Regions from separate parts of the Mus musculus genome. Here region 1 is linked to region 2. Evidence: chromatin loops called from intact Hi-C (ENCODE). Cell type or tissue: heart. All regions are shown on one strand. Links, peaks and the distances in the headings refer to the core of each region. The heading gives the core; the rest is flanking DNA. Region 1 overlaps Ppp6r3 (protein phosphatase 6, regulatory subunit 3). Region 2 holds the start of Cpt1a (carnitine palmitoyltransferase 1a, liver).

Region 1 (16,017 bases), core at 5,112-10,111, 130 kb before region 2:
AGATTGAGCCAATGGTCAGAAAAGATAGGGCAAGCCAAGGCCTTAGCTGCAGAGGGCCTACACTCATACACTCAGCCTGGAAGGTAGAGCCAGGTCGCCAAGGAGTCAGAGGAGCCTACAACAGAAGATGGATGAGCATATGCCCTGGACAGCAAGGGACTTTGTTCAGCTCCTCTCAGAGCTCACTTCTCTGATAAAAAATATGTAAGATGTATGTTCCTTCTGGAAGGAATAACGTGACCTTAAAAGCAGTTGCACGGGCATTGGACTTTGTCCTTTAGCCACCCCAGTGGACTGTGCTCTGCAGACTCAGTGGGCAGGAACCAGTGGGCATACTTATTATTCCTGGTTTAGAAGCCCCTGTTCATGACAGCCTTCTGCCCTGTTCATATTCAGAAATTCTAGTCAAAATGAAGGATGGATTTATGATTTAGAAAAAAGTCTTTTTGCCTACAGAATCAATTATAAGTACTGTGTGAGCAGGTTGCTCTTAGGAAGGCTTGGGGAGACAAGGCACTGGCTAGGGTTCTAGCTATTGGGAATCTTCACATGGTTACATCAGCCCCTGGAGCATAGATTGGAGAGTTTGTTCTTAATATGTAAGAGTCATACAAGTGGCCCTGGATTGCTTTTTTGCTTATATAGTGAAGACTTCCTTGCCAAAGGATACCCATTTAGGTTCCTTTGAAGCTGGCATGAAAGGCCCTGCCCGTCCTCACCCAGGCCTGGCCAGAACAGGAGTCACTGGTGAGGCCACTGTAGGCAGGTGACTGTAGCTCAAGAAGAAACTGTAGGGCTGTGTGCAGAAAGTTGGGGGTCAAGGCTTGGCCCCTAAAGAGCAGCATTGAGCTGGTTCTGGAGGAGCTCAGTGTGCTGCCAGCACTCCTGTTGGAAACAGCCACGCGCGTGGGAGAGAGTGCAGACAGCAGCCTTTGCCAGGCTCACTGCTCTGGGGCTGGGCCTTGCCAGGACCATTCTTTACTTCACTCTGAGGACTTTGCATTGCCACCATATCTGGCTGCACAGTTGTTCTGTTAGTGTTTTGCACACATCATACTTACAAAGCTCTGGATGGGCACTATTGTCCCCTTTCTGCTGAGGAAAAAACAGGACTGAGAGGTTAAGAAACATGTTTAAAGTATACAGCTTGTGAACTGCAGGTGCACCCATACCCAGCTCTGTCTGGTTCTAGAATCCTCAGTCCCTCTGCCTCATACAGTGAGGCACCGTCATGTGTAATTAGAGTATAGTATTGGGGGCACTCCTGGTTCCTGTTAGGACTGGCAGGGAAGGCAGTCCAGTTAGGAAGGATTTGTGTCCTCCTGGCCACAGCCTAGCTAGGTTTCTTCAGATGCCTTAGGTTGTGGATTTGGCAGAAGACCCATTTCTGCTCTCTCCCTCTCTCTCCAGCTGCTGCTGCTCTGTGGGGGCCAGCATCTGGCTGTGCCCCTTTGTTCTCAGTAGTTACCCTCTGCACACGCCTTCTTCCTTCCCATTTCCTAGCATTCCAGGTGAAAGTCAGTTTGCACCCACATAGGACAACAGTTTCCAAAGCACGCAGCTGGGACCAGCAGTGTGAACACTAAAGTGTTGTGTGAATTGAACATGCAGTTCTGAGAGGCTGAGGTGGGAGCGTCTATCACCACTGGCAGCCATGTGCCCATGTGGAGGGCGGGCAAAGCTAACTTGGCCCTGCTCAGCTTCCAGTGCCTCAGATGTCCGTCTCCTCCTCTGCAGGACCGACCAGCCAAGCATGCCAAGCGACCCATCAGTTAATGGCCCTGTATGATGAGTGACGTCCACTGCTGCTGACTGAGGACTGCAGGCCACCACCACCCAGGGGCTCTGGAGGGCTCACCCAGAGCTACTGAGCCACCACTACTGCACTCTGCAAGAGATCAGAACCAGCAGCCTTTCTGTTTCTAGATTCTAAGATGCTGTACAGAGAGACTCAGACATGTAAAACACTGCACATTGACAAATACCAAGAATTTTTTTGCGTATGTTTATATTGTATTGATCTAAATACTGGGTAGCCTGTGACACCAGATCTTGCCGCCCATGTAATAATAGTAATGATACATAGTTCAGATGGTTGTAAGAATAGTTTTATAAAGTGACTACACAGATCTATTGTATTCGAAACATAACTATTTGACAATTATTAGTGTGACCAAAGTATTAGGCAGTTTTCATACATTTTCCACCTTGTACAAAATTCTGAATTCATTTTTCTTCCAGGTTGGCACGGAGCTGTCGATGGAAAAGCCCTCTGCGTGTTATATTTTGGTTGTTCTGACTTACAAAGTGATTTTGAATAAGAAATACTTGGTGTTTTTTTATAACCCACTTTCAATTGGTAACTGTTTTCTGTATTGTTTCAGGCGGATCAAATGCTTGAGTCTTGGTGGAGATTAAGTATTTATTGCTACAACTTAGTTGATGAATTGCTGTTCTTGTAAAGCCATATGTTCTGTTAAGGTCTGGTTTGCTCAGAGCGTTTCTTTCTGCAGGTGAAACACTAGAATATTGGAGTGTACATGGCTGTGGTTAGAATTTTAGGGGGGTTGGGGGGTGTTTGTTTTTTGTTTTGTTTTGGTAGTTCATCCGCCTTTTAACCCATTCACCAAAATGTCCCTTGTCAGCAAGTATCACTGATGGCTATTTCAGAGTGGTCTGCACCCACACTGCTCTGTGTCACAGAGGTGAGTCTGGAATGCTCATGTGGTGACAGGGTAGAGTGTGCCCATCACGCGGGCTGGCTGTAACAGAATCACAACCTGGCATCCAAGCATGTTTCTTGTTTTACTGTACCTTGTGAGGTTTTCACTTGTAAACCAGTGGATTTTAGAACTGGTTTGTGTGTATATAGTGATTATGGATACTAATTCAGTGTAATTTATAATTTTCTATGTCAGCGTAAACACATCCTAGCCTCCTCCAACAGCTGAAGCAATGGCCTGTGCACTGCCGCGGCATCGGGTGAAGAGCTCAGTCACCTCGCCTCTTGCACTTTTAGATGCAGATCAGTTTTTCATTCTATAATAGAAAATATTCACATATTTTTACATCATTTGTTTTTTCCTGACCAGTATTTAAAACCAAAAGGATATTCTGAAAAAATGGCCAACAAGTTTTTTAGAACCAGCATCCCAAGCAGTGTGCCTACATGACATCGCGTATGGAGATAGAGTCGAGTGTCCAATGCCTTACTCCTTACTCGCTTCTCACTGTACACAGTGCAAGGGACCACCTCAGGTGGCCGAGGCAGGCCTGGTCACCAGGCTCAGTGGGCAGCAGGAAGCCCTGGGACTGGTGGCGAGGGGCTCGGTGGCCTGTGCTTGCCCGCTCAGGACCCTTCAGTCACAGCTCCTTCAGAAGAGACTGCGTTCTCTGGAACCTGGTGCCACCAGAGGACAGGGCTCCTTCTGCTCGTCTCAGGGATGGTTGACCTGCGTGGCCCAGGACCTCACATTGCTGGCGGATGGCATTCTCCTGTCTCACCTGGTTGACAAGCCTTGCTGACCCCAGCCAGGACTTGGCTCCTCCTAGTCAGCCCACACTGCCTCCTTGCTGTGGACTGGGCTGGCTTTTCTGTCCCACTGTCCACTGGGAAAGGAACGCTTGGGTACTGTTCTTGGGAAAGGACTTAGGCTTGCTTGTCATAAGGAGAGGCTGTGAGGGTGAAAGGGGACAAGGTGTGTTGGGTTGGAGGGTGCCAGCCAGGGCTTGTGATGAGTTCCTGCTCCTTTTCATTTCTGTGTATTGGCCGAATGAATTGCAAGACTAACAGACGTCTACAGTACAGTACCTGTATCACAAGTAATAACAAAATAAAGCCTGATGCTTTGTTTCTATAAACTTCCTCGTGAGCCTTTTTGGGGTTCTAATAGCCACATAGTGAGCCTCTGCCAAAAAGTCCTCTTTAGCTTTCACCTGTCCTTACTCTTGGGCATGCCAGCTACTGAAGAAACAGTGTTGTGACCCCCACACGCCTTGAGCCTCCAGTGCCTAACACGTTTGCTTGGCACCTTGTTGCTGAGAGTGAACCACCACCACTTGCCGTCTTGAGATGGTCTGCCTGGTCCTCCAGCTTAGCTTGCCATATGTGTCGTTCCCGGCCCTGCCTGCTGTTATTGCCAGCAAACAGCATTAGTGACAGTTCTACAGATTCCCATTGCTGTCATTAAAGCGTACTCCCTGCTAAACACATGGTGCAGGAAGAGAGACAACTTTTGCTCTGTTTTTTGAGACTATATAATCCTGACTATCCTGAAACTTGAAGCCCTCGAACTCACAGAGATCCTTCTGGCTCTGCCTTTAGTCTTATGGGATTAATGGTGTCTGCCAGTGCACCTGGCTAAAGTGAGAAATAGCTTAAAACGTCACATGCACAGCATGGCACTGTGTGCCAGTCAACTCACATATAAAATACATGGTGGTATTTTTACTAAGCTGGGCTGGCTGTGGTGGCACATGCCTTTAATCCAGCACATGGGGGTAGGAGGATCTCTGTGAGTTTGAATCCAGCCTGGTCTAGGAAACAGGTCCAGGACAGCCAATGCTCTGTTCCACAGAGAAACCCTGTCTCAGAAAAAACAAAACCTGACTGGACTGAAGCTTGCCTATAATCCCAGCACCTATGAGGCTGAGGCAGAAGGATTGTCATTTCAGAGCCACTGAGGCTTGTCTAAACTGCCATTTTTGTGTGTGAGGTTGCTCACGTGCCACCATGCATGTTGTAGAACTCACAGCTTGGGGGAATTGGTTCTCTTCCTAATGCTGCGAACTTTTAATACAGTTCTTCATGTTGTGGTGACCCCCTAGCCATAAAGTTATTTTTGTTGCTAATTCATAACTAATTTTGCTACTGTTACAAATTGCAGTTGTAATCTGATAAGCAGGATAGCTGATATATAACCCCCGTGAAAGGGTTGCTCAACCCCAAAGAGGTCATGACCCACTGATTGAGAACCATTGGTCTAAGGTATTGGATTCAAGTTGATGGGCAAGCCCCATCACCTGCTGAGCCTTCTTGCTGGCCGGGAGACCACCTCAAAAGCAGCAGTAGAAATTGTGGCATGTCATCTCTATTTGCATTGAGAATGTGTGTCGTCGTCGTCCCCCCCCCCCCTTGTTGCTGCCCTAGCAAGGCCTGTACTCTGCCCGTCACACACATGACTTCATGTTTCTCCTGGATTCTGCAGGTGTCTCCCACAGGCATCTCCCATGGTTCACCATGAGCAAGATCATGGGCTTCTGAGAATCCCAGCTCACTTTGGGCAGGATGGTTCTCTGCTTGTCTTTTTGCTCCTCGGCACCAAAAGGCGGGTGGTTCCTGATAATGGGGAAGGCACTACCAGAGCTGTGCTCCTGCTTCCTATTGGCCTTTTGCTGCATTTACTCATCCTGCTGGTCCATATTTGTAAAGTAGGATGGTTTAATTGTCCTGTGTTGGGGTCTACTACAGCCCATGTGCCAGGCTTGGTACACCACTTGAACAGGCAAGTAAAACTGGACAAGACTGCTCTTGATGAGGACCCAGATTCAATTCCAACCTCTTCAGGCCACTCACAACCATCTATGTGTAACTCAGGTTCCAGAGACTGTCCAGCACCCTCATCTCTGTGGGCACTGTAGGCACATGGGCAACGCACTGATGCACATAGAATTACCTGTCAAGAAGCAGCTCAGGCACACACGGGAACACATGAGGGCAAACAGGAATTGTGTGGTAACACACGCCTTTATTCCCCGCACTTGGGAGGCAGAAGCAGGGAGACCTCTGAGTTTGAGGCCAGCCTGGTCTACAAAGTGAGTTCCAGGACAGCCAGGGCTATACAGAGAAATTCAGGTGCTGGTGACAGCATGAAGCATTGGGACCTCTGCTGTCACTACTGCAAATGATGCACCCATTTGGAAAGTTGCTGAGCATTTGTTCTGGCTGTTGTGGAGGTGATTTCTTAATTATGCCAGCAAACTGCCTTATAATTCCACAGCTTAGATGCTCACATGACAACATGCCCACAAAATATTTGTCCAGAGAAATTTATTGTAACTTTACTGAGATAACTATCCAGTGACAAGAAAACAGGCAAATGACAGTGCAGTCACATACTGGAGTTCTTCCCCCCCCCCCCGAACCCCCAGGAATGAACTGTGATGGGTAGTATGCCTGAACCTCAAAGTGTAGTGTAAATGGAGACCTAGCATGTGCAGGTCTACCTTTCTGCAAAGCAATGGGGCAGACCATTTTATGGTACTATAAATAAGAACTCGCAAGGAGGTGTTCTTTCATTTTCTGCTGCCATTAGCAATGCTGCAGACCGTAAGTTCTACTGAGGTTTATCTTGGCTGTGATTCTGGTCCAAGGTTATGACTGCAAGAGTCCTAACAGCCCCAGGCATCCCGTGGGGGGGGGGGGGGAAAGAACACGTGTATGTGTCCTTTTCTGGCCTCCTCAGCTAATGGGGCTGCACCCTTGTCACATCATCAGATCTTAATCTCTCTCTCTCTCTCTCTCTCTCTCTCTCTCTCTCTCTCTCTCTCTCTCACTCACACACACACACACACACACACACACCAGGCTTCATCCTTAGACACTAAAGTCAAATCAAGCCCCTCCACTTCCCCCTCAGTGGGGATTCAACTCAAAAATGACTTTTAGAGGACACACCTGGCTCAACCACAGCAGGAGGCTTGGCAGTAACGGGCGTTGGAGCTGATAACATTTGCCACTCTTACCTATGCTGAACTTTGTGTCAATACAATCGTTGGCGATCTCTAAATGGTCCTGTGATCATTTCCATCTGAGGCAGAATCTACACTTCCTCTGGGGTCTAGCCAGAGAACTGCTGTTAAAGAGACAAAGCTGTGGTTGCAACAGATGGCCGCTGTGTAGCAGGTGCTGTGCTGTGTAGCAGGTGCTTGACTCCCTTGGTGAGCTGGAAACACCTGCCCAACACCGGCTCTCTCGAGATCTCATCTCCTGCTCGTGGGAAGGAAGGGCTTGACTGCCAGCACAACAGAGCAGTGACAGCCACAGCAGTTGAGTTGACAGGCCAAAGCTAAAGGGTAGCAAGGAGGCCACTTGCTTAACTGCTGAGGAACCAGTGATCAAATGAGTCTCCAGGACAAGAACAAGAAAAGAGAGAAAAAGTAGAGAAAAGCTGAATAGTCCAGGCTGAAAGATAGGAAGCTGGGAAAGCCACAGAAGGAGAACTGCAGGCCCTAGTTGCTGGAGGAATATGGAAAAGTTGTCAAGCCTTTAGAACCAACAAGCCGCTGTCAAGCAAGGGCTGAGCAATTCCAGTGTCTAGGTTTGTACCAAATACGGAGAATCAATGAATCCCCCTGGACCTGCACAAGAACTGTAACACTAGAGGGCGCCATACACTGGTGTTCTGTCTGCGCCTGTTCTTTGTTGTCAAATGCTAACCATATAAAAAGCTGCTGGAGCACTTTGGAGCATCTCCCCAGACACCTGTAGTTTCCGAGCAAACAGAAGAGCCATAGTCAGGAAGCTCTCCAGTTCAAGGCTGGCCTGTGTACATAGTGAGAGTTCAACCCACATTGTACTCAGTGGTGAAAACCTCTTAAGTTTGCCGTGTCAGAAACACAGCTAGTACTTCTATTACACACAGTATTGAACATTCTCATCAGAGCAATTGGACAAGAAAAACCAAAGGCATCAAGCATCAAAGGAAGAATGGGGAGCAGGAGACCTCAGTGGGTAAAGCACTTGCCATACAAGCAAGAAAGCCAGTGTTCAGATCCTCGGAAGTCATACAGATGCCAGACAGGTGTGACAGCGTGCCTTGTAGGTCAGAGGTGGACTCTCCAAGCTGACTAGCTAGAAGGGTCAGATCAGTGAACCCTGGATTTAACTGAGACCCTTCCTAATGGGTAAGATGCAAGAGTGAACAAGACCCTTGACATCAACCTCAGACCTCCTGAGTACGCATGCAAACACATGCTGGAGAACAACTAGTTTTGGTTTTGATTAATTTTTAGTAAGTATACAGCAAGCCAAGGTAAGGGAATAAAGAGAAAATAAAAGATCATCAGATCAGGTGCTCAAAACTTGTAGGAGGCCGGGCGGTGGTGGGAGGCAGAGGCAGGGGGATTTCTGAGTTCGAGGCCAGCCTGGTCTACAGAGTGAGTTCCAGGACAGCCAGGGCTACACAAGAGAAACCCTGTCTCAGAAAAAAACAGAACAAAACAAAACAAAAAAAAAAAAACTTGAGGAGACAGTAGCTGGGGAGTCCTGTTAAGACAGCCTATTAAATCACCTGTTTGCAGATGTTATGGTTTGTATACAGAAAACCCTAACACCCATACAAAGCTTCTAGAAGTAGTAGGTAAACTCAGCAGAGCATCAGGGTACGAAAGACAACACACACACAAGTGGGGATAGAGAGGTGGCTCAGTGGTTAAGGGCACTTGCTCTTGAGGGGGACCCAGCTTCAATTCCTAGTACCCAGCTCACAACCCTCCCTAACTCCAGTGCCAGGGGACTCAGCACTGTTCTCCTGACCTCTACAAACGCAAGACATGCACATGGTTCACAATCATGCATGCAGGCAAAACTCTCATGGAGGGAGAGAGAGAGGGAGGGAGGGAGGCGGGGGAGGAGAACTTGTCTGTAACTGGGAATCAAGCCCAGGGCGATGTACGTTAAGTGCTCCACCACTGAACTGTGCTCCCTGTCCTTTCTCAGTGTCCAGTGGCTGGGTCTGCAATCTGAAGCCTTTACAGATGTCAGGGGCTGGCTAGCTAGGAAATGCTGGCCCAGGAGCAAGGCTATGTTAAAAGCACCTTGCACTATTTCTTGTACCTTGGTAGAAGGGAAGTGAAGGATCCAGATTAGTGGTTTTCAAAAGCCTCATTCAGCTTGTGGAGAAATATGCAGGCATCTTAGCCTCCTTGAGTGATCTTTTGACAAGGTAAGAAGCTTTTCTGCCCCATCCTTTCTCCCTGCAGCGAGGCTTTCTCTCATCCTGTGTCTGTGGACCTTGTTCTAACCCCAAGCAGTGGGCTTTGGGCCTGAGTGAACCAGTGTGCTGGGCAGGCAGTCAATAGGACACTAAGGATAGCTCGTGTCCATGCCTGTAGCATCTTCTCAGATTCTCTGCACCCCACTGCCCTGCACACCAGGGTGTAGAAAGTGAGATAGGCCCAGAAGAGCACAAGGATAGGGCTGAGAGTAGCTGGTACACTGGAGAACCTTGGTCATGCTTCCTAGCACTTCCTGGTCTTGCTGGAGCTTCCTGGCTGAGGAGGCATGGACTTCAGCTGTGGCCATGCACCCAGGCACTTCCTTTAGAGGTGTGCCAGAGGCATAGCGCCAAGCTGATAGATTCCTGCCTCTCCTATGCTGCTTAGGGCTGGTTTCCTTTTTGTTTTGTTTTGTTTTTTTCGGTTATCTCTTTGTTTATGTTCACCTCTTTTTCCTGGCAGGGAGCCACCAAGGCCTGTGCATAAGGACTTAGGGCGTGTACCTTGATTCTCACAAAACAGGTACAAGTGAGGGATTGTGATCCAGTTTATGCTCTCGTGCCTTGGCCATATTTCTCTGGCTTGTACTGAAGTCAGATAGTGTTCCAGTGAAATATTAGTTTGTTTTCTTAGATTCTTAAGACCAGGCTTGTACTGAAGTTAGATGGTGTTCCAGTGAAATATTAGTCTGTTTCCTTAGATTCTTAAGATCAAACATTTCAATTCTGTAAAAATATTTTATTATAGTTTTAAATTATGTGCCTAAGTATCTACAGAGGCCAGAAGAAGGTGGTGGCCCCCCTGAAGCTGGACTTGTGAGTCATCCAATGTATGTGCTGGGAATCAAACACCCAGGTTCTTTGTATGAGCAGCTCTTAACCACTGAGCCATCTTGACAGCCCCTATATTTTTTAATTTTCTTTTTAAAACTCTTTTCAGTGTGTAGTGTATATGCATACGTGCCCACATGTGCATTTTGAGGCCAGAAGCGATACTGGGTATCTTTATCATTTTCCATTGTATTTTTGAGATGGAGCCTTTGAGCCTAGCCCTTGCTGGTTTGTCTGACTGGGTAGTGAGCTGGAGGTCCTCCTTTTTTCTTTTTTTTCTTCTTTTCTTTCTTTCTTTCTTTCTTTCTTTCTTTCTTTTTTTTTTTTTTTTTGCAGGCCCCTCTCCTGCACTGGCTGGACAGCCATGTGCAGCCACAGCAGGCTCTTATGTGGGGGCTGGGATTAGAGTCAGATCTTTATGCTGAGATAGGTATTTAAGCAACTGAGGCATTTCCCCAGTCCCTTATTTTTCTTTAATTCTTTTTAGTCTGTAGATTTTTGGTCAAAGTAATGATATTTGAGTCCAACCTCTGACTTTGGGTAGAAAAAGCATTCTAAGCTGCCCCTAAATTGACCTAATGCATGGCCTCTCTTCTGTGATGAAGCACTGACCCAGGCAACTCATGGAAGAAAGGCTTTGTTTCATTTTACACTTCTGGAAAATGGTCTATCGTTGAAGGGAGTCAGGGCAGGATATCAACACAGAAACCACAGCAGAAGTCATGGAGAAACACAACTTACTGGCTTGCTCTCCACGACTTGCTTCCTTATACCATTGTGGGTAGAGCTAAGCCCTTCCCCATCAATCAACAATTGAAAAATGCCTACAGACAGGATCACAGGCCATTTTTGATGGAAACTGTTTCTTAGGTGAGGTCTTCTCTTCACAGGTGTCACAAGTTTGGGTCAAGCTGACAAAAAAATAAAATAAAATAATCAGGACAATGTACTCTTAAGAGTTGATGCAGGGGGCTAGAGCGATGGCTCAGTTGGTTAAGAGCACTGACTGCTCTTACAGAGGTCCTGAGTTCAATTCCCAGAAACCATATGGTGGCTCACAACCATCTGTAATGGGATCCGATGCACTCTTCTGGTGTGTCTGAAGACAGCTACAGTGTACTCATATAAATAAAAATAAATAAATCTTTTAAAAAAGAAAGAAAGAAAGAAAGAGTTGTTGCAGGAGCTAGAAGGATGGCTCAGCAGCTAAGAGATAAATGCTGCAAAGGACATGAATTCAATTCCTACCACCCAGTCAGGAAGCTCATTATACCTAGTGCTCAAGCTTCAGGGGACTCAGCGCCCTCTTCTGGCCTCCTCAGATACCTGCATGCACTGGGACACACACACACACACACACACACACACACACACACACACACACACACACACACACGTCTGTTACCTGGATGCCCTCAGGAAGCCATCATCAGCGCCCTCTTCTGGCCTCCTCAGATACCTGCATGCACTGGGACACTCACACACACACACACCTGTCTGTTACCTGGATGCCCTCAGGAAGCCATCAGTTCCAGAAACTTCCAAACCATGATCCACAATCTTCCTGAAGACCCATCAAAGAGGATGAAAATGTGAACTGAAGTTTTCAGGGAGAACAAAAGGCCACTCCTCTGCTTAAGGTGCCACAGAGCTCATCAACTGCTCATGACGTCTGTGACTGGAGCTGGAGAGATTGCGTGAGGGTTAAGGGCACTTGTTGCTCCTGCAGTTGACCTGATTTATGTTCCCAGCACCCAGCTGGGTGGTTCACAGTTGCTGCCTAACACCAGCAGAACACCAGAGTTCTGCTACCCTCTATAGTCCATGCTTATGGTGCACACTCCAATGGGCAGGCATGCACAGAGACACAGAAATAGAAGTCAAATCAACACTAAGAAGCAGAAGAAAATACCCTCTGTACTTTCTGTCCCTTTAGTGGTCCAGATTGAACCAGGGAGGACATTTGTATGGCAGGAAACCACCTGCTCAAGTTGGGAAGCATTTCATGGAATCTTCAGTCTTTTGGTGGTGGTGATGGTGGTGGTTTGGTTTGGTTTTACCTTTCAAGACTGGGTTTCTCTGTGTAGCCTTAGTTGTCCTAGAACTTGCTCTGTAGACCAGGCTGTCCTGGAACCCAGATATCCACCTGCCTCTGCCTCTGCCTCTGCCTCTGCCTCTGCCTCTGCCTCTGCCTCTGCCTCTGCCTCTGCCTCTGCCTCTGCCTCTGCCTCTGCCTCTGCCTCTGCCTTTGGAGTGCTGGGGTTAAAGGTGTGTGCCCCCATGCCATGTGGGAATCCCCAGTCTTCGGTGTAGCAAATGAGCCAGTTACTTTGAGTCTCTCTCCAGTCACCTGGATGCAACTTGCTAGCCACACAGAAGGACTTCAGACAAAGGGGACTGGGTCACCTTGAGTTCTTTTATTATGACTGCGGCTTACTTGGAATGGAGGCACTGATTTACGACAGAAATGTCATGTAGGTTTTCTAAAATTAAAGTCCATTAAACTTCTTAAAAATACAATTTAAAAGTGCTTCTGTGATTATGGAGGGTTAGAATGTTGCAAGTCAGAGACACATAATCTTGGGCTATCTTAGGCTCTGTCCTAAATGTGTTCCCTGATGCCATGACAAAATATTCTGACAAAAAACAACTTTAAGAGACAAGTAGGGTTTTCTCAGCTCTGCAATCCTGGGCTATACAGTCCGTAATGTCGGGGAAGTCAAGGAGGCCTGAACCTTGAGGCAGCTGGTCATGTCCACCATCAAGAATAGAGAGAAGCTGGGCGTGGTGGCGTAAACCTTTAATCCCAGCACTCAGGAGGCAGAGGCAGGCGGATTTCTGAGTTCGAGGCCAGCCTGGTCTACAGAGTGAGTTCCAGGACAGCCAGGACTATAAAGAGAAACCCTGTCTCGAACCCCACCCCCCCAAAAAAGGAGAGAGACAGGCCGGAGAGATGGCTCAGCGGTTAAGAGCACTGACTGCTCTTCCAGAGGTCCTGAGTTCAAATCCCATCAAACCACATGGCTGCTCACAACCATCTGTAATGAGATCTGATACCCTCTTCTGGTGTGTCTGAAGACAGCTACAGTGTACTTACATATAATAAATAAATCTTTTTTAAAATTTATTTATTAAAAAAAGAATAGAGAGAAAAACACATGCAAGCCAGTGCTCAGTCTCTCTCTACACTTAAACAGGCCAGGATTCCCTATCTAGGGGATGGAGTCACCCAAAGTGGTCAGGTCATCCTACATCAATCAGTGAATACAGACTACCTCCCACAGACATAGCCACAGGCCAACCTGGTCTAGACGGTCCCTCACTGAAACTCTATTCCCATGTGACTTCAGATTGTAACAAGTTGACAGTGAGAACTCACCACTGCACCCTCTATAGCCATCTTTGCATGACCTAACAAACACCTGTGACAAGCAGCTAAGTCCTCTTGTTGTTCCCTGGCTTCTGCAAAGCCACAGGCTAAGATGGCAGCAGTGTCTTAGGCCCATGGCAGCAATCCACTCCTGCTTCCATAGAATCCACCCACTTGATCCCAATCCCTGCCCAAGTGTGTTATCTATGACTTTCTTCGTGGCTATCACAACTAGAGCCATGTTGGAATATGCTATCTGGGGCAACCTGAAGCTTACTTCCAGGATAGTCGCTCATTTGCCAAAAGGGAACCCCTCCCTCCCTCAACGCGGCTGCTTATACAAAGATCTTGGGGGCTTAGCCAGGCTGCTTCTCTCTTCCTCCCCTCTCTCCCCATCCCCCACCCTGCCCCTGTCCCAAGCACAGTTCTAATTTCCAGAGCTGGACCTGCTGACTGTCTTCTAATTCATAAAGCCTGGCTTTCCCTCTTCCTCTCCTTCTCCCTCCAGCGCACAGCTGCGGCGCCTTCCTGCTTGCCCTCTCGAATGCTCCTAAAAGGGTCCCCGAGTCCCCCTCACCTCTAAGTTTGTTTCACATTTTTATCTATGAAAGTAAGGACCCTCGAAGGGAACCCATGGTTCCTTGGTGACAGATTGACTGTGTAAGTGGCCGAGCTCTGAAGGCCTGGGCCTTGAGAGCTGATTGCACAGCAGCTCTGCTCCTTGTGGATCCAAGCATGAAATAAATGCCATCATTGTGGGAGCGCTGGGTGCCATTGAGTTTTATGCAGCTTTTAAAGAGAATAATTTGAGTGTCTGCCTTGTGGGACAGTCACACGTGGCCACCACCTCAACAGACAAGATAAACTCAGCCCATTAGACACTGTCTGCAGTACAGACGCTGGGGTAGGGGATGTTACTCTGAGCTCCGTGGGAAGAACAGCCTTGAGCAACCAGAACCTGTGAGAGACGGCAGGAGGGGCATCACTGCAGAGCCAAGTGCAGCAACTGGATGTTTGATGCTGGACAGAATGGCAAGGAGGCGGTGGAATCTGCGATAGGGATAATACCCAAAATGACCTTGGCTCTGTTCACATCTACAGAGCAGCTGAGGCCAGGTCATAACCAGCACCATCATGTCCCAGGCTTGCTGATTGCATCTAGAACATTCTCCAGCTCCTCAGGGTGTACACAAAGTGCCAATCTGGAAGACACAAACCCCCATGGGTGGGCATGCATCTGAAGTCCCAGCACTCGGGAGGCAGAGGCAAGAGGATTCAGAATTCCAGGCCACTCTGGAAAATCTAGATCTTGTGTCAAAAAACAAAACAAGCCAGTCGGGAAGGCACATGCTGGCAGGAAAATGCTGAAGAGGCAAGGGCGAGAGGGGCACACGTGTGGGGCCAGCTTGGTACACGTTCAGGCCGAAACTGTAGATCAGTTTGTAGAATGCTTGCAGAGCAGAGGGTGCACAAAGCTATGGTTTTGACTCTCAGCAGCACTTAAACCATGCAAACACCTAAGAACCAAAGCCACCTTCAGCTTCATCCAGAGTTTAAGACCAGCCTGGGCATGAGATCCTGTCGACAGACAGACAGACAGACAGACATGCTCTAGGTATCTGCTGCTATCTCTGAATTCCCCATGTGTCACTGCAGATTTGTGTGGGGTCATTTCCCAGCCCCCCTGCTTCCTTAGCATCTTTCCCAGCAAAGGGTCTGGCAAAGGACTCACTGATGCCTTCTTGGCCATGCCTGGTGGCTCCTCAGAGGGGCAGTGATGGGCTCAGCAGCCACTGTTCATAGCTTCCAGGCTTGTGAAGGAGGCTGGGTAAGGAGACAAGAGCCATCACAGTGGCTAGAAATCGTAGCTTCATTCTGCCCAGGACAGGTGAGACCAGGTCCCGCAGGAACTCCACTGCTCCCCAAAGCCTGTCCTGTTCTCCTTCCTGTTTTCACTCAGAAGGAAGCAGCCCTGAGTGGTGGTGCAAGCCCGTGACCCCACTTCTTGAGAGGCAGAGGCAAGCCTTGGCTACATAGCAAGTTGGAGATCAGCCTGGGCTAAATGAGACACTATTTTAAAACAAAACAAAACAAAACAAAACAAAACAAAACAAAACAAAACAAAACAAAAACCCTTAATGGGTAGTTGGTTCTTGCTCTGGGAACTTCCAGCTATCTGCAAATCTCTGGGCTTCTGGGACTACCCCCCAAAACAGTCAGGACCTGGCCTCCTGCCTAAAGGAGCTCATGCCGACGGAAAAGGACATCGATCACCCAGCTTTGACTTTCTATGGGCCACTCAGAACCTGCTGCTGTCCCCAGAGTCCTCTGCTCACAGGTGAGGAGAGGTATGAAGGAAAAGCCCCCTCCCCTATAGAGAAAGTCACAATCACGTCTTCAAAGGTTTGCTTTGTTTTTGAGATAGAATTGATGCATTCTATTCAGATAGAATAGCCCACACTAGCCTCAGGCTCACCGCGCAGCAGAGGATGACCTGGAATTCTGATTCTCCTGCCCTTTCTCTTGAGTGTGCCACATCCAGGTTGTGGGGAGCTGGGATGGAAGCCAGGGCTCCTCTCATGCTGGGCAGGCTCTACACACTGAGCCACAGGCGCCGCTTCCTATTTTCACAAACGTGAAATATGTAGATGTTTAATCAGACATCCTGATTCTGTTCGAAATATATAGTGAGTCAGGCGTAGGGACACACAACTGTGATCCCAGCACTCAGGGGGCTGAGGCCAGAGGATCATGAGTCAGGGCTAGCCTGGTCCATAGATAGACCCTGCTCAACAAAAGCGTGGAGGGAAGTCTAGCTCA
Region 2 (16,017 bases), core at 4,282-9,281:
GAGAGGTGGGTGTGGACGTGGTCACTGCAGAGAGCATGTGGCCTGGATGGGGACAGAGATGTCAGGCAAGTCATCCCAGAGCCACGTACCATGGAAGCACACTGAGCTAGGGGCCCAACCACTTCCTCTAAGCCCTCCCTCTCGGGCATTAATTTCTAGGGGTGTAGCCAGTGAAACTTCCAAAAGGCCCTCACCCCCTTAATATCAGTAGGCTGGTTCAGTCCAGCGGAGAAAGGGCGCCCCAAACCTGTCCTTCCTTCAGCAATGATTTGCAGGCCTGCATAGGGTCAGGGAGACTGAGGAAGACAAATTCTAGTGGGACTTAAGAAACAGAAGTGAGACTCAGCTCCTTGGACCACACATGGAGGAGGAGGAGACAGAAAGAGTATAGATGACCTTTGTTTTCCTAAGTGCCACAGCCAGTGCACAACTCCAGTGCACAGCACCAGTGCATTCACACCAGTGCACAGCACCAGTGCATTCACACCAGTGCATTCACACCAGTGCACAGCACCAGTGCACAGCACCAGTGCATTCACACCAGTGCATTCACACCAGTGCACAGCACCAGTGCATTCACACCAGTGCACAGCACCAGTGCACAGCACCAGTGCATTCACACCAGTGCACAGCACCAGTGCATTCACACCAGTGCATTCACACCAGTGCACAGCACCAGTGCACAGCACCAGTGCATTCACACCAGTGCATTCACACCAGTGCACAGCACCAGTGCATTCACACCAGTGCACAGCACCAGTGCACAGCACCAGTGCATTTACACCAGTGCACAGCACCAGTGCACAGCACCAGTACATTTACACCAGTGCACAGCACCAGTGCACAGCACCAGTGCATTCACACCAGTGCATTCACACCAGTGCACAGCACCAGTGCATTTACACCAGTGCACAGCACCAGTGCACAGCACCAGTGCATTCACACCAGTGCACAACTCCAGTGCACAGCACCAGTGCATTCACACCAGTGCACAGCACCAGTGCACAGCACCAGTGCATTCACACCAGTGCACAACTCCAGTGCACAGCACCAGTGCATTCGCACCAGTGCATTCACACCAGTGCACAGCACCAGTGCATTCACACCAGTGCACAGCACCAGTGCACAGCACCAGTGCATTCACACCAGTGCACAGCACCAGTGCATAACTCCAATATATATCACCAGTGCATTAATACCAGTGCATACAGTATTTTGTCTTGTTTTTGAGACAGGTCTTATGTAGTCCATGCTAGCCCTAAACCAGGTACATCACTGATGCTGATCTTGAACTACTAATTTTGTCTCCACCTACTAAGGACTGGGATTATAGGCATGGACAACCCAGCCTAATCCGGTCTTTGCTGGGTTTGGTTTGGTTAATTTTGTTTTTTGAGTCAAGGTCTCACTATGGAGTCACGGAATCCTGCCTCAGCACCATCCCCCAAACCCTAGGATTATAAGTGTTTTGTACCACACCAAGCTTCTCTTACATTTCTACCTAAATGGTCGGTGTGCAACACTCCTCAGAGGCAAGGTCAGTAGCCATCCTATTTCCCAACCTTCTAAAGTGGCAGTTACCCAGGTGTCGGGGCGCGAAACGGGCAGTGTGCCTGCTGCTATTAACTTCCGAAAAACATTCCTGAAGGTCAGAACAACTCGCACAAAAAGGGCAAAGGGTGGGCACTTCTCAGAACCAGGCTGCCACGTTACCTCAACAGAGCAAAGCTGGCCTTAGCCCAGGGCCTGTGGGGACCCAATGTCCGCCTCAATATTTGCACGGGGTTCAAGGTGAAGAGTACAAAAGGCAACAGATATTTGAAATCAACAAGGAGAACTCACTCCTTGTGTTAGGTAAGAGATTAAAAAAATAAACAAACTTTGCAGTCTAGGTTTGGTTTAGAGACAAGTTCTTGTGTATCCCACACAGGACTCCAACTCACGGATGGTGGTAGCTGGCCTTAAGTCCGGCTCTCCTCTGTCCACCTCCGAAGAGCTAGATGGTACAGGTACACACCATCACAGTCCTGAATGAACTGCTCACAGTGGTGGCCTTTGCAGTAACTACTGAGTAAGTAGGTGACTGCATCGCACCCCATTTTTGCCTTTCTAATTTTGCACAATATGCTTGTATTGCTTTTTACTTAAAACAAAACCATGTATCTTATTTATTTATGGTGGCGGTTGAGTGCACACTATAGCACGGTGTGCAGAAGTCGGGATCATTTTCACCCTTCGAGTTAGGGTAGTCAGGCTTGGCAGCAGGCTTATTTTCCAAACAACAAAAATTCTTGCACTAAGAGCTTAAATTGGCATTAATTCAAGTGTGCAGTAATCCTTTTTAAGCCTACTAGGCGCGCCACCGCCACCGGCTTAAAACCCCACCTCCCTTTTTCTTCTTTCCCGAGCTGAGGATGGATCTTTGCCTATTCCCAGGCTGTCCCTTAACTCCCAGATTCGAGCGACTCTCCCTCCTTCAGGGGACTGTCCAGTCTGCTAAACACACTTTAAAATTATCCACCTTGGACTACCATTTTATTCTAAACTAGTTCAAATGCAGACTTCCACCAGCTTTAAGACTCGGGCCTACCGGTAAATATCTATGAAGAGTGACTGAAGAGTGACTAAACATATTTTCTAACCAAAAAAAAAAAAAAACCTTCAAACGGTCAAAGTACAGGAAAGTCGCGTGGCTCTAGCCGCCTGCAGATCCAGACTGCAAGTTCAAGGCGCTGGGGAAGGGAAGGGCACTAACAACAGCGGCTTCCCGCCCCGCCCCTTCCCCTACCCAGCCGGGTCACGTGACGGCTGAGAAAAGTAGGGGAAAGGTTACGGGTGCCCCGCCCCCGTGCTGGCGCGTCCGGGGCGCTCGGATCCTGTTCCACCGGCCGAGCCCACGCAGGCCTTCCGGAGCGACGCGTCGCCGCTGCCATCCCGGAGTCACCGATCCGCTTTGTCCGAGGACAGCTGTCGCATACAACAAAACAGCCAGCCGGCACCGTGCCTCGAAGGGTTTCGCTGCGAAACCCAAGGGGAAAATAAAGTAAAAATTGCAGCGCTTTTATGAATGGGCAAAATGGGCAAGAGGAATCAGGGTTGGCTAAACCCCGGCCAGCGCCCCAAACTCCCGAGAGAATCAGGCCTGCCGGTTTCGTGACCACTGGGTCAGGGCCAAGCGCAGCGGCGGCGGAAGGGAGGCGTTCCACCCCTCATCTGCAGTCAGGTGGCTTTCTAGCTCAAACTCGAAAGGTTTTGTCTTGTGCAGGAAGCCGCTTCGGCCACTTTTGATACAAAACCTAACCGGAGCTTGATTCCAAAGACGGTTAAGGAGTTCAAAGCCGGGCGTGGTGGTGCTCGCCTATAATCACCGCACTTATGGGTGGGTGCAGGAAGGAGATCGGGGGTTCAAAACCAACCTTGGGTACAGAGCAGGCTGGAGGGCAGCCTGTGTTACATGAGATCCTATCTCATTTTTTAAAAGTAAATAAATAGATAAAAGAGAAAATTCAAGTGTAAGGTTAAGTCTAGCGAGGCTTTAGTTAAGAAAAGCAATAATTTACATGACAAAAGAGCTCCGGGTGCTGCAGCAAAACCAGTCTAGCCCAGGACTCTGAATGCGGACGCTGCCCAGACCTACCTACTACTCTGCACTGCCCCGGAGCAAGCACTGTCCTCCCCACACCACAGTCCTCTGCTTTAGGTCCTCACTGAGTCCTGAGTCGACCGACTAGGAAGGGGGTGGTGGTGATGTATGCTTGCTGGCACAAATAAAAGGCCAAAGCTGTGTTTTAGTCATTTGGCTTGTGGTTTTGACAGTGATAAACACGCTTGAATATCAGGAATGACCAGAAACCAGACGCCTGTGCAACAAAATGCTGTAACTAAATACGCGTTCCGAAAGGCTTCTAAACTCACTTTCATTTTATTTGCGAACTTCCAAAGTTAGCAGTTTCCGACTAAAATCTGTTTTTGGACAACTATTTAAATGCACGGAACGAGAGTCGGCCCAGAGCTGAGAGTACTGAGCTTGATTGTATGTAGCCTGGTTCACACTAGGAACTTTTTAACTCCTTAAAAACTTGAGCGTTCATCTGTGTTCTGTGACATCAACGAAAACCAGACCCGATTCACAATAAGATGAAGAAAAACGAAGGGTACCCGCTGTTACCGCACAGCCTGGTTGCCCAGACCGTGCTGTCCGGCTGTCCCAGGCCAAGTTCGCTCAGGCCAGGTCACGTGACGCCCCCACCCTCCCGGGCTCTGGTCCCGGCGCGACCTTGGGCAGTCTCTGACACCCACCTGCCCTTGAACCCCGGGCAAAACCGCGGTGAGGGGTGCAAAACACTTAAGTCTCTGCGCCAAGGGTGTGTCCCGAAGGCTATACTGCAGGGACCCGCACGAAGAGAGGGCACCGGCCACCTGCCAAGTCCCCTGTGCGAGCATCCTTCCTACTGCCGAGCCCGACCCTCACGGACCCCGAGAACCAATCCACCTGCAGAGTAGCGGGTGGAAAGAGCCTGGAGAACGCTCGGCGTCCACACTGGCCCCAAGCCACCCGCGGAGTGGGGAGTGAGCAGGGGTCAGAAAGGGAGTTGACACTCCTACTGGTCAGGGACCAAGGAGTCACGCCTAATCATAAGCATCTTTCACAGAGCAATGAAGACCCCAAACCCACGCGGTGAGTGAATCCACCGTGGGGCGGGACACCACGAGCCGAGGTCCCACGCGTCCCGAGTGGAGGCATTTTGCCCAGTCTGGGGACCAAGCATCTTTCCTCCCGTCCCGGGATCCCCCAGATCCGTCACTGCGCGGGGGAGGGAGTGCCCTCTGCTTCTCCAATGCGCGGCTCACGCGTACCCTACGGGCACAGTCTGGGTCTCCCTCCACACTCTTAAGAATGACACCCGCGCGCCCAGCCCAGGGCGGTGCCGCAGCGCTGCCCTCGCGGTGTCTTACCGAGTCTGCAGACGGCGGCGGCGGAATGAGCGAGCGGAGTCCGGGCCGGGGCGGGCGAGGCCAGGCTCACCGACGCGCGCCGCGGGTGATTGGCTGAGCCCAGCTGGGCTGCAGCGCGGGCAGGACGGGGCGGGGCCTGGACGGGGCGGGGCTGCGGGGAGGAGGTCAGTAAGGAAACTGAGGCTAAGTCCCGAGCTTGCCAACGGCAGACCTAGGACAACATTCCTTACCCTGAGAGCCTCAGTTTCTTCATATACAAAAGGGACCAACTCATTAAAGCCATGTCCAAAACAGCTCTTTGCACCATACTTGGCTTACACTCGCGGTTTACACTAATCCGCCCGTAAACTTCTCTGCAACCCTGCGGGAGTTATGCTGATTTTGCTCCAGACTTTTGGTTTGTTTGGTTGTTTGGTTGATTATTTTTTTTTTTAAAAAAGGGGAGTGGGACGCTTGGGGTGGTGTTGGGAAGAACGGCTTGTCTAACATCAGAGAATGAAGAAGTAAGCTCAGGTTCCAAGTTTGAGAACAGATGTTTGACATCCGGGGGCAGGTTGGCGCCAGAGGCCAACACACTCATAGTCTCCCTGGGATAAAATCGTCAGGGGGCGGGGGAACCCTCATCTGCGGAACAATTAGGGTGTGTGGGTAGCTCACAATGCCGTGCATTCCTTGCCTGTGTAAGGTCCTGGATTCAAGTCTCTGCGCCCAAAAGCAACGGAATCGAAGTACTCTTTGAACGCTGAGAACGAATAGGTGTCAATAGGGGAGTGATTGGAACCTCGGACAGAGTGGCTTCTGGAGGGGGATCGCTGGCAGCACACGGGGAACGAAGGTTGCAGGGTGAGTTGTGAACAGGGTGTAGAGAAGTCGGGCCAGACATGGCAAAGCACTCTACCCGCCAGATGGGGCGCCCTCCCAGGCTGCAGCTCCAGGCCCTGCGTGTAGCAAGCTCTCCATAAATGCGCTGAAGAAGGAAGAGTCGCAGCTCTGAGGTCAAGCACGCCTGGTCATGGAAGAGCCCTGTTTGCCTCCATCTTTCTCTGCCTTGCCGTGGAAGGGTTCCATAGAGAAAATGAAAGTTCCCCTTGATCCCGCCCCCAACTGTAGTTAACTGTTGCTGTATCTCATCTCCCCCTACACCTCTATTATTTAAAAGGACAGGCGATTGTTGGGTGTAACTTTGAGATTTTTAGTTTATGTGAAGGGACTCATAGAGAATCGGGGTCTTTCACTTGCCTTCATTGTTCTGACACACCCAAACGCCTTCCATCTTCTTAAGCATCCTTATCTGAGCACCTGTTCCTGAGCGTGGAAGCAGAGACCAGTGTGACATGTGGCTGGCACTGCAGAGGTGCTATCTGGAAACACTTTCTGCTGTCCCCCGGGCCTCATCGGCCTCGATGGCTCTAGTGTCACCTCTTGCTGCCCCCTACTTAAGGCTCCTTTTAAGTCCTGGACTGTTGGACTCACCTTAAATGCCCTTCCTTCTCTCCCTAGAACCCCAGTCCTAACCGGTCCCCTCCCCAAGGACACTTCCTCTTTTCTTGGCGTCCTGCTTTGCGTCCCTCTGGATTGGCCCTGTGCCCTGTCTGTCCAGGAGGCTCAGCGGCCTTGACAGCAGGCCCTCCCTGCCGGCCAGGAGGGACAGGAGCAGGGGCGGAGACAACATCAGAAGGAACTCTCAGACACCTCGTGCCTTGGGGAGGCACCATAATGAGCCAGAGCCGCCTGCACCTGGTTTTATCCTGTGGGGACCTCATTTTCCTTCCTCTACCCTCACCATAGCCCTTTTCCCAAGGACTGTAGCTCCCGGAGTGGCTATTAATAAAGAGCTTAACCTCCCCCTCGCCCCTCGGGGTGGGGATGGGGAAGCTTGGGGCATTAACCTAAACTCCCTGAGCGCTGAAAATATACCAGGAACTGGCACCAAGGCTAGAATAACCTTTCTCAAGCTCGCCTGTTTATTTTTCACATTCTTTCTCAGTTTCAATCCCATAGACTGTGCCAGCTGCTCACGATGGATACGTTTGCCCTGTGTGGTGGCTCACATCTGTAATTTCATTACTTGGGAGACTGAGGCAGGAGGATCATATATGAGTTGGAGACCAGCCTGGGTTACAGCGTGAGCCTGTCTCAAAAACCAAACCAAACCAAACCAAACCAAACCAAACCAAACCAAACCAAACCAAAACAAAACAAAACAAAACAAAACAAAAACAGAGTTGGAGGAAATTGCTCAGTAACTAAGTACGAATACTACTCTTGCCCAAGACCACAGTTTGGTTCCCGGCATCCAAGTCTCAATGTTCACAAACACCTATAACTCCAGCTCCTGGGGATCTTGCTCCCCCTTCTGGCCATCATGGGCACCTGCATTTATATGTTCATACATTCCCATACACATTATTTTTAATCTAAAAAACAAACCACAACTGGGGATGTGGCTCAGTATTACAGCGCTTGTCTAGCAGGCATGAAGTCCTAGATCCCATCCCCCACACCACATAAAGAGGGTATAATGATGCACACTTGTGATCCCAGCAAGAAGTTCAAATTGTCCTTGGCCACATATCAAGTTTGAGGACAATGGAAAGAATAAGATAAGCTGATTAATCGTAGGGTTGCATGCATGCTAGTCAGGTGCTCTGCCACGGAGCTACCACAGCCCTCGTTTTTTTGTTTGTTTGTTTGTTTGTTTTGTTTTGTTTTGGTTTGGTTTTTTTTTCAGTACTAGAGCTGGAAGCCAAGGTCTTATGTGTAGAAGGCCAAACAACATCCCAACCCTAACTATCCCACCTAATATATGTGACAGGGAATTTTCACAGCCCCCACTGTTTTGCCAAGAGGATGGCTGCTCCATGGTCATTCTCTCTAGCCTCCTTTCCGGTTGGCAGGACTCAATAGATATCTATCCAAAGTGCTTAAGACGTTTGGGGACTTGGCTATGAGACCTAGTTTTGAGGGAACTCTACTTCATACTAAAGAATGTTGTAATCACAGGAGGCAGTGTTTTCCCCTCCTCCTCCAAGCCTCAGGCCCCACTGAACTTGAACTTTGAGCCCCTGTACACGTTTTGAGTCAATATCGGAGGTAGTATTTGCTCAGCCAACGTCACCAGGTTTCATGAGGACAGTGGCATTGTCGCAAGGATAACAAACCCAAGGCTGCCAACGAGTGTGGGAAAAGAAACTTGGAGTCCATGAGGCTTCTTCTGTGTCCCGCTGTTCCCACCAGAGAGTGAAAATGTCCTGTGAAATGTACCCTGCCTGTCCCACTTTGGGGGCCACTCCACTGTTTTCTTCTGCCTTGCCTTCCCGAGCACCCAGTGAAAGGAAAGTTGGCAGTGTTTACTATCCCAGAGAAGAAACAATCGAAGCCACAAGACCAGGGCTAGGTGTGTCAGTGTGAGCCCCTCCTGGTCCCGTGTAAGCCTCAGTTTCCTACCCTAGGAAATGAAGTCAGGGCCAGAGACATGGCTCAGCAGGAAATGGTACACACACACACTCACGAACATACACAGATAAGGCTCCATGCACAAATGCTTGTGAACTACCATCTGGATGCTAGGAATACTTGAACTTGGGTCCTCGGCAAGAGTGTCCAGTGAGTGCTCCTGCCCCTCCACCCTACCATTCTTTGAGAAGTAGTGCATGTTGGTCTGGTACTCGTGACGTAGCCAAGAGTGACCTTGAACTCCTGATCACCTGCCACTACCTGCCCATACTGGGACTGCAGATGTGCTCCATTGTGCCAGGTCTGTGTGGTGCTGGAGACAATGGCCAGGATGTTGAGTACCCTACCAATTGAGCTACTCCCACAGATGTGCCACAGGCCAATTGAATGAGGCAATTCCCCTCATGTTATGTCCTCAGATAAGTCTGGGCTGTGCCCAGTTGATGCCTAGGTAGGTGACAGAGCCTCTGGGGGTAGAGGAAACAGGTGAGGCAAGAAGCTCTGTCATTAGGAGTTTTGTTTTTAAAATATCTATCTATTTATTTATTTATTCTTAAAGATTTTAAAGCTTTTTATCTGTGTTCACGGATGTGTGGGTGCCCTCAGGTTAGAAGAGGGCACTAGGTCTCAGGAGCTGGAGTTAGAGGTGGTTGTGAGCGGCTCTGTATAGATTCTGGGAACTGAACTCCGGTCTTCTGCTGAGGTTTACTGTGTGGCTGCCCTAGGCCTTTCATTTTTCATTTTTCTTGGGTGGAAAAATGAAAGGGCTGAAGACGAGGCTCAACAGTTATGGGCAGAGGCTGCTCTTGCTGAGGATCCAGCTCCTGGACTCTGTTTCACCTCCACTTGGTGGCTCTCAATCCTCTGTAACTTGAGTTATGAGGGACCGTATACCCTCTTCTGGCCTCTGAGGACACTAGGCACACAAATAGTGCACAGACATATATGAAGGCAAACAGATATACAGATATTAATTTTAAAAAGAAACAACAACAACAACAATAATGTTGGCATATTATTTAGCTATTTTATTGGGTTCTTATCTCTCTGCCTCCCTTCCAAACAGTTATTGTACGCTAATCCCTTCCAACATCAGATAGGAGAGAAGGAAGGTGAGAGGGGAAAGGAGGTGTGCACCTGTTTAGACCACTTCCTGCTGACTAGAGGCCTTGAGTTCCTTGGGGCGAGTTCAGTCCTCCTTGTCAGGATATCTCCAACTTCTCTTCTCTTTGCTTGTGACCCCAGACAAACTGCAACAAAAGCAACCAGGAGCAGCAGGGGGAGCAGCAGGGGAGCAGCAGGGGAGCAGCAGGGGAGCAGCAGGGGGAGCAGCAGGGGAGCAGCAGGGGAGCAGCAGGGGAGCAGGAGGAGCAGCAGGGGAGCAGCAGGGGAGCAGGAGGAGCAGCAGGGGAGCAGCAGGGGAGCAGGAGGAGCAGCAGGGGGAGTAGGGGGAGCAGCAGGGGAGCAGCAGGGGAGCAGGAGGAGCAGCAGGGGAGCAGCAGGGGAGCAGCAGGGGAGCAGCAGGGGAGCAGGAGGAGCAGCAGGGGGAGTAGGGGGAGCAGCAGGGGAGCAGCAGGGGAGCAGGAGGAGCAGCAGGGGGAGTAGGGGGAGCAGCAGGGGAGCAGCAGGGGAGCAGCAGGGGAGCAGCAGGGGAGCAGGAGGAGCAGCAGGGGGAGTAGGGGGAGCAGCAGGGGAACAGCAGGGGAGCAGCAGGGGGAGCAGCAGGGGAGCAGCAGGGGAGCAGGAGGAGCAGCAGGGGAGCAGCAGGGGAGCAGGGAGCAGCAGGGGAGCAGCAGGGGGAGCAGCAGGGGGAGCAGCAGGGGAGCAGGGGGAGCAGCAGGGGAGCAACAGGGAAGCAGCAGGGGAGCAGCAGGGGGAGCAGCAGGGGGAGCAGCAGGGGAGCAGGGGGAGCAGCAGAGGGCAGGGGGAGCAGCAGGGGGAGCAGCAGGGGAGCAGGGGGAGCAGGGGGAGCAGCAGCAGCCACAGCCCTCTGGGGACTCTCCCATGTATACCCTCTTCAGAGTTTCCCAAATGAAAATATCTGTGCTGGCAAAAATTACTGCCCTGCTAGTGCTGAGGCAAATCATAATCACCTGCTGTGAAGCAGCCTCTTATCCCAAACCTGGGGTTAAATAAACTAACAAAAACACAGGCACATAACATAACTTGACTTTTAAAGAAACCAACATTCTTGAGACACAGTAATAAATATTATCATCACCATCGTTATTATTAAGTAAAATTAAGTTAAAAGGCTGGGTTCGCAGGAGTGTTTCTTTAATTCTTGAACTCAAGAGGCAGAGGCACTTTCTCTCTCCACCAGCCAAGCAAGACGCCCAAAGAAAAGAAGGCCACGGGGAAGAAGGTGTCCTCGGCCCTAGCCGTCATCATTGTCGTCCAGAAACAGGACGCCAAAAAGGTGGTCAATCCTTTGTTTGAGAAAAGGCCCAAGAACTTTGGAATTGGTCAGGATATCCAGCCCAAAAGAGATCTAATACACTTTGTTAAATGGCCTGGCTACATCAAGCTGCAGTGGCAAAGAGCCATCCCCTATAAGTGTCTCAAAGCACCTCCTGCCATTAAGAAGTTCACCCAGGTGCTGGACAGGCAAACAGCTACTCAGCTGCTTAAGCTTGCCCACAGGTACAGGCCAGAGACAAAGCAAGAGAAGAAGCAAAGGCTACTGGCCCGTGCTGAGAAGAAAGCTGCAGGCAAAGGCGACGTCCCAACTAAGAGACCACCTGTTCTCCTAGCAGGAGTCAATACAGTCACCACCTTGGTGAAGAACAAGAAGGCTCAGCTGGTGGTGATTGCCCATGACGTAGACCCCACTGAGCTGGTGGTTTTCCTGCCTGTCCTGTGTCGAAAGATGGGGGTGCCCTACTGCATCATCCAGGGAAAGGCCAGACTGGGATGCCTGGTCCACAGGAAGACATGCACCACTGTTGCCTTCACACAGGGTAACTCGGAAGACAAGGGTGTTTTGGCTAAGCTGGTGGGAGCTATTAGGACCAATTATAATGACAGATATGATGAGATCCGTCGCCACAGGGAGGCAACGTCCTGGGTCCTAAGTCTGTGGCTCGCATTGCCAAGCTGGAAAAGCAAAGGCTAAAGAACTCGCCACTACACTGGGTTAAATGTACACTAAGTTTTCTGTACATAAATATAATTACAAAATTTAAAAACAAACAAACAAAGAAACAAACAAATGGGCTAGTGAGATGGCTCAGTGGCTAAAAGCACTGGCTGCTCTTCCAGAGGTTCTGAGTTCAATCCCCAGCAACCACATGGTGGCTCACAGCCATCTATAGGGGGGATCTGATGCCCTCTTCAGGCAGGCAGATATATATGCATCGGAGCGCTCATACATTAAATAAATAAAATTTTAAAAAAAGAAAAAGAAGAGAGAGAGAGAGAGAGAGAGAGAGAGAGAGAGAGGCATAGGTAGGCAGATCTTTGTGAGTTTCAGGCCAACCAAGCCCATTTAGACCCTGGGTATAGGGGTTGGAGGGAGAAGGAGAAAGAACAAGCACAGATCGCTGCCACACAGCTTAAATAGCAATAAATTAATGCAGCTTCAGACTAATATTTTTATTTTAAAATAATTTTAAGAGGGGGGAATGAAGACATATTAGGGTAGAAGTAAGATTTTTAATGGGCTGAAGAGTGAGGGGCAGGCAAAGCAAGAGTGCTGCAGCACAGTGCATGTGTAATCCCAGTCGTTGGGAGGCAGAGGCTGGAGGGTCATGGGTTCAAGGCCAGCTCAAGCTTTATTAACTACACCTTGTCTCAAAGAAGAGTCTTTTCAAGGTTGGGCTTTGCTGCTCTGTTTGGTATTAACTGCTTTGGAAATTAGTCTATTACAGCATGCTTTCTTCCCAGGTTCTAGAATCTTCTGTCATTTGCTCTGCTACCATGCTGCAACTCTTAATACAAATTTAAACATTTTCATAATTTAAAATGAATTTACATGCACACATGTTTTTGCACGTGTGAGGATACTTGTGCATGTGGGTGCACAGGCATGGGGAGGCCTGAGGCTGATGTAAGAGCCATCTTCCATCACAAGAATGGGGCTCTTCCACCCCATTCACGGAGGAAGACTCTCCCAGTCAAATCCAGAGCTCACTGATTGATAGGTAGACTCTTCTACTCAAATCCAGAGCTCACTGATATGCCTAGTCCTGCTGGCCGGTATGTTCTGGATACCCCCTATCTCTTGCCTTCGAAAGCTGGAATTTTACTGGTCAGTCTTTATGTGGTTTTCTGGAGACCAGAATTTGGATCCTCAGACTTTCATGGCCAAGTAAGTGCTTTAATCACTTGGCTATCTATCCCTTCAACTTCTCAGGCTCATATCTTCCAGAGCTAGACTCAGCTTCCAGAGTCTTTTCTGACTTGCTTTGACATGTGCTCACTTGAAAGTTGAATCACACCTTTGTCTTGCTGGCAACTGCATCTGACAAGTGTCATCATACCCGAGAGAGGCAAATGGTTTTGAGCTGAAGTCTGGTGGTGCAAGGTCTCAGACCACCAAGGGCCTGAGGATGGGAGAAGAGGGTCATAATTAGGATGTAGGAACTGGGACTCCCCTGACAGAAGGGCTCTTTCCACAGGTTATAGGACGCCAGGGGACTCACTGTGGGCAGGGCTGAGCTGGCTTCTGTGTGTTGAGAGCAGCTGCTGGCATTCTTCTTCTTTTTTTTTTTTTTTCTTTTTTTTTTCTTTTTTCCGGAGCTGAGGACCGAACCCAGGGCCTTGGGCTTGCTAGGCAAGCACTTTACCACTGAGCTAAATCCCCAACCCCAGCTGCTGGCATTCTTTTTATAAAAGATTATTTATTGAGATAGGATATTTATTTATTTATTTATTTATTTATTAATGTAGCCCTAGCTGCTGCTCAAGGAGCTGTGGGTCTGGTATTTATAAGTCTGCTTTATTCTGTTCTACTTGCTAATGCTATTCTTCTCAGGTTTTAAAATGCATTTGAATATTTTCTATTTCCTTACACGTGATCTAGTGTAGCCTGAGTCCACGGGAGCAAGGAAGTCCTAGTACACTTGTGGTTTGACCCTGAGGGACTAGGGATGAAGCAGAGTTGGTAGAGCGCTTGCCGAGCAAGCACAAGGGCCTCGGTTTGCTCCGTAGCCCCATACAAACAAGGCAAGGTTGTGCATGCCTGTCAGCCCAGCACTCAGGAGTTGGAGGTAGGATGATCAGAAGTTTAAGGTCATTCTTGCCACATGGTGAATTGGAGCCTGTAAGACCAACACTTGGGAGACTGGGGCAAAAGGCTTGCTGCAAATTTGAGTCTAGACCAAGGAATTGTCTCTAGAATCTTTCTAGGCCACAGAACAAGTCATACCAAATACAGAATATCAAAATTACCTTTTTTTAAAAAAAATCTATTGTGATTTTCCCATCATGCACCCCAGTCCTGCTCATCTCCCCATCCCCTCATATCCATTCTTCACCCTTGAAGCCCCCCCCCAATAAAACACAAACAAACAATAACAACAATAACAAAGCATACATAGAAAAAAATCTCATAGAGTGTCAGTGTGTCCCACAGTACATCTCTCTGTCAACACATCTACGCATGGCAAATGTTCATTGCAATGAATCATTGGTCTGGTTGGAGATCTCTGGGTTCTGTGATCATCAATATCGAATCCTCATCAAGATACCCCCATCCCACTCCCTTCCCAGTTATCCTGTTGAAACCCTGTGTCATGGAGATCCTGCAACTTTGGAACTCCAGAACCGGCCCTTTCATGTGTCCCAGCTATTTGCAGACAATATAGATTTGGGGGTGGGCCAATTCACAGCCCTGGATCTGGGCCTGGGTGGTAGCTGAGCTCCTTAGGGCACTGGCTCTCTCTTATCCGCACCACCAGGGTGAGCTCTCCAGCACTGCTCAGGCTAGGTGATCCAATGCCACCACGTGCAAGAGGCAGGGTCAGCTCTCCTGTTCTCACGGCGTCAGGGCTAGCTCACCCACACCCCGCTGCTAACCAGAGCCAGTTCCACTTGCTGCCTAGGTGAGACTCAGGGCCTGCCCTCCTGAGTGATCACCCTTACCCACACCTCCAGAGCCAGTCAAGGTGCAGGGCCCACTCTTCCAAGTGCTGCAGCCTATGAGGTGCTGGGCCAGCTTACCTGTGCCTTTGCCATCAGGGCTATCTCCACAGTGTTGCCCAGGCAAGGTACAGGGCCCACTCTCCCAAGTTCTACAGCCAGTAAGGGGCAGGGCCAGTTCTCCCACTCTCATAACCCCAGAGCCAGCCCTCCAGATTGCCACAGGCAAAGAGGGGCAAGGAGAGGGAAGGCATCAGTCTAGCTCAAATACCACCTCATGGCAAATGAGACCAGGCTCCCAAACTCTTGCCCTGGGGTCTTAATCGCCTGCTCCCTGACACTAGGGTCAGCTTGCTGTGTTGTCCAGGGGAGGGGCAGGGCCAGCTCTCCTGAGCTCGTGACTCTGTGGGCAGCTTTCTCCACTGCTGGAAGTGGAGAGGGGAGAAAGGACATATCTCTGCATCCATGCTATCTTAGGGCAGATAAAGTGGAGAGGTCAGTGCTCCCACACTCATGCCCTCAGGGCTAGCTCACCAACATCACCGCCTCCAGAGCCAGCTGCCTGGGTGAAGTTCAGGGCCTGCTCTCCTACTACGTGCTGCTGCTTTTTAAGAGATGGGGCCATCTCTCCGGAGCTCTGCATGCCCTGAGGGGTGGGGCCAGATACACAGCCCACGGACATCCAGGTGGTCCCAGGCAGCTGCTCCAACCGGGAACTTCCCCGTGTTCTCTAGTGGTAATGTGAGCCAGGGACATCAACACTGACCCCTGCCACTGCTTGCCCATGAACTCAGACATGACCCTCATTGGCAGCTTGGGCTGGGACCTCACCAATATACCCAGCTGGCAGAGCTGGCCACTCACAATAGGCAACTCCTCTCTACCTTCAAGTCTCCAGTTCCATCTCTCTTCATAACGCTCAAGCTGTTCCATTTCTCTTTCCCTTCCATCTAACCACCACAGACTCACACATTGTAGTACCTCCAGCAGGCTATCCTCGAAGCTGGTGGGCTCCTGGGTGACATCTTATACCTGTGCTGCATGGCATAGCAGCAAGCAGGTATCTACAGCTTGCTTGTGCCATGTGCCAGAGGGCAGTTCTGTGGGTGGCATAGCAATCCACAGGTCTCTGGCTTCCTCCTCCTGTGCTGCCCTGCCTGGATTTGATTTGATTTGACTTAATTTTTATGAGTCATAGCCATAAGATAGCTTTGTCCACGAAGCTAGGAATCAAGCTAGGATAGACAAAGGACTGCTGTCTGCTCTGCCTTTGACTGATACAAGAACCACATTATCAACAAGGTGTCTCTTTGCCCATCGCCAGGGAAGTGGAGGGTAAGAGGTCAAAATTATCTTTTGTTGTTTATCGGCTCATAGGGGAATAAACCCTAGAAAGACCTAGAAACCATGGGCTGGGGAGACGGTTAGGAGCACTTCCTGATCTCCCAGAGGACCAGGGTTCGGTTCCCAGCACCTATGTCAGGTGGCTCCCACTAACTTCAGCTCCAGGTATACCCGCTGGGA

What was found. A loop is a pair of places that touch in the nucleus more often than their neighbours do. Peaks named below come from ENCODE experiments on the same cell type or tissue, not always from the same donor. Only the 100,000 strongest peaks of a DNase experiment are listed, where the experiment ranks them.
Region 1: a loop joins it to region 2, with 3 times the contacts of the local background. A loop is called at or near these places in 7 of 42 quality-filtered maps.

What each region holds. Positions count from the first base shown.
Region 1 is chr19:3,442,772-3,458,788 of GRCm38, reverse strand. Ppp6r3 (protein phosphatase 6, regulatory subunit 3) reads left to right here. Exons shown (of 24, transcript NM_028999.1): 24 at 1,738-3,861. The coding sequence ends at 1,789. Among named protein-coding and RNA genes, the nearest start is that of Gal, 36 kb to the right of the region's middle. In heart, for the core only: a CTCF peak has its summit at 7,379 (motif pointing right); a DNase peak (open chromatin) is centred at 7,407; H3K27ac peaks cover 201 bases.
Region 2 is chr19:3,312,314-3,328,330 of GRCm38, reverse strand. It overlaps Cpt1a (carnitine palmitoyltransferase 1a, liver), which reads right to left and starts at 5,030. Exons shown (of 19, transcript NM_013495.2): 1 at 4,957-5,030. In heart, for the core only: CTCF peaks have their summits at 5,863, 6,599 and 7,311 (motif pointing left); DNase peaks (open chromatin) are centred at 4,930, 5,570, 5,890 and 6,540; H3K4me3 peaks cover 2,743 bases; H3K27ac peaks cover 2,648 bases.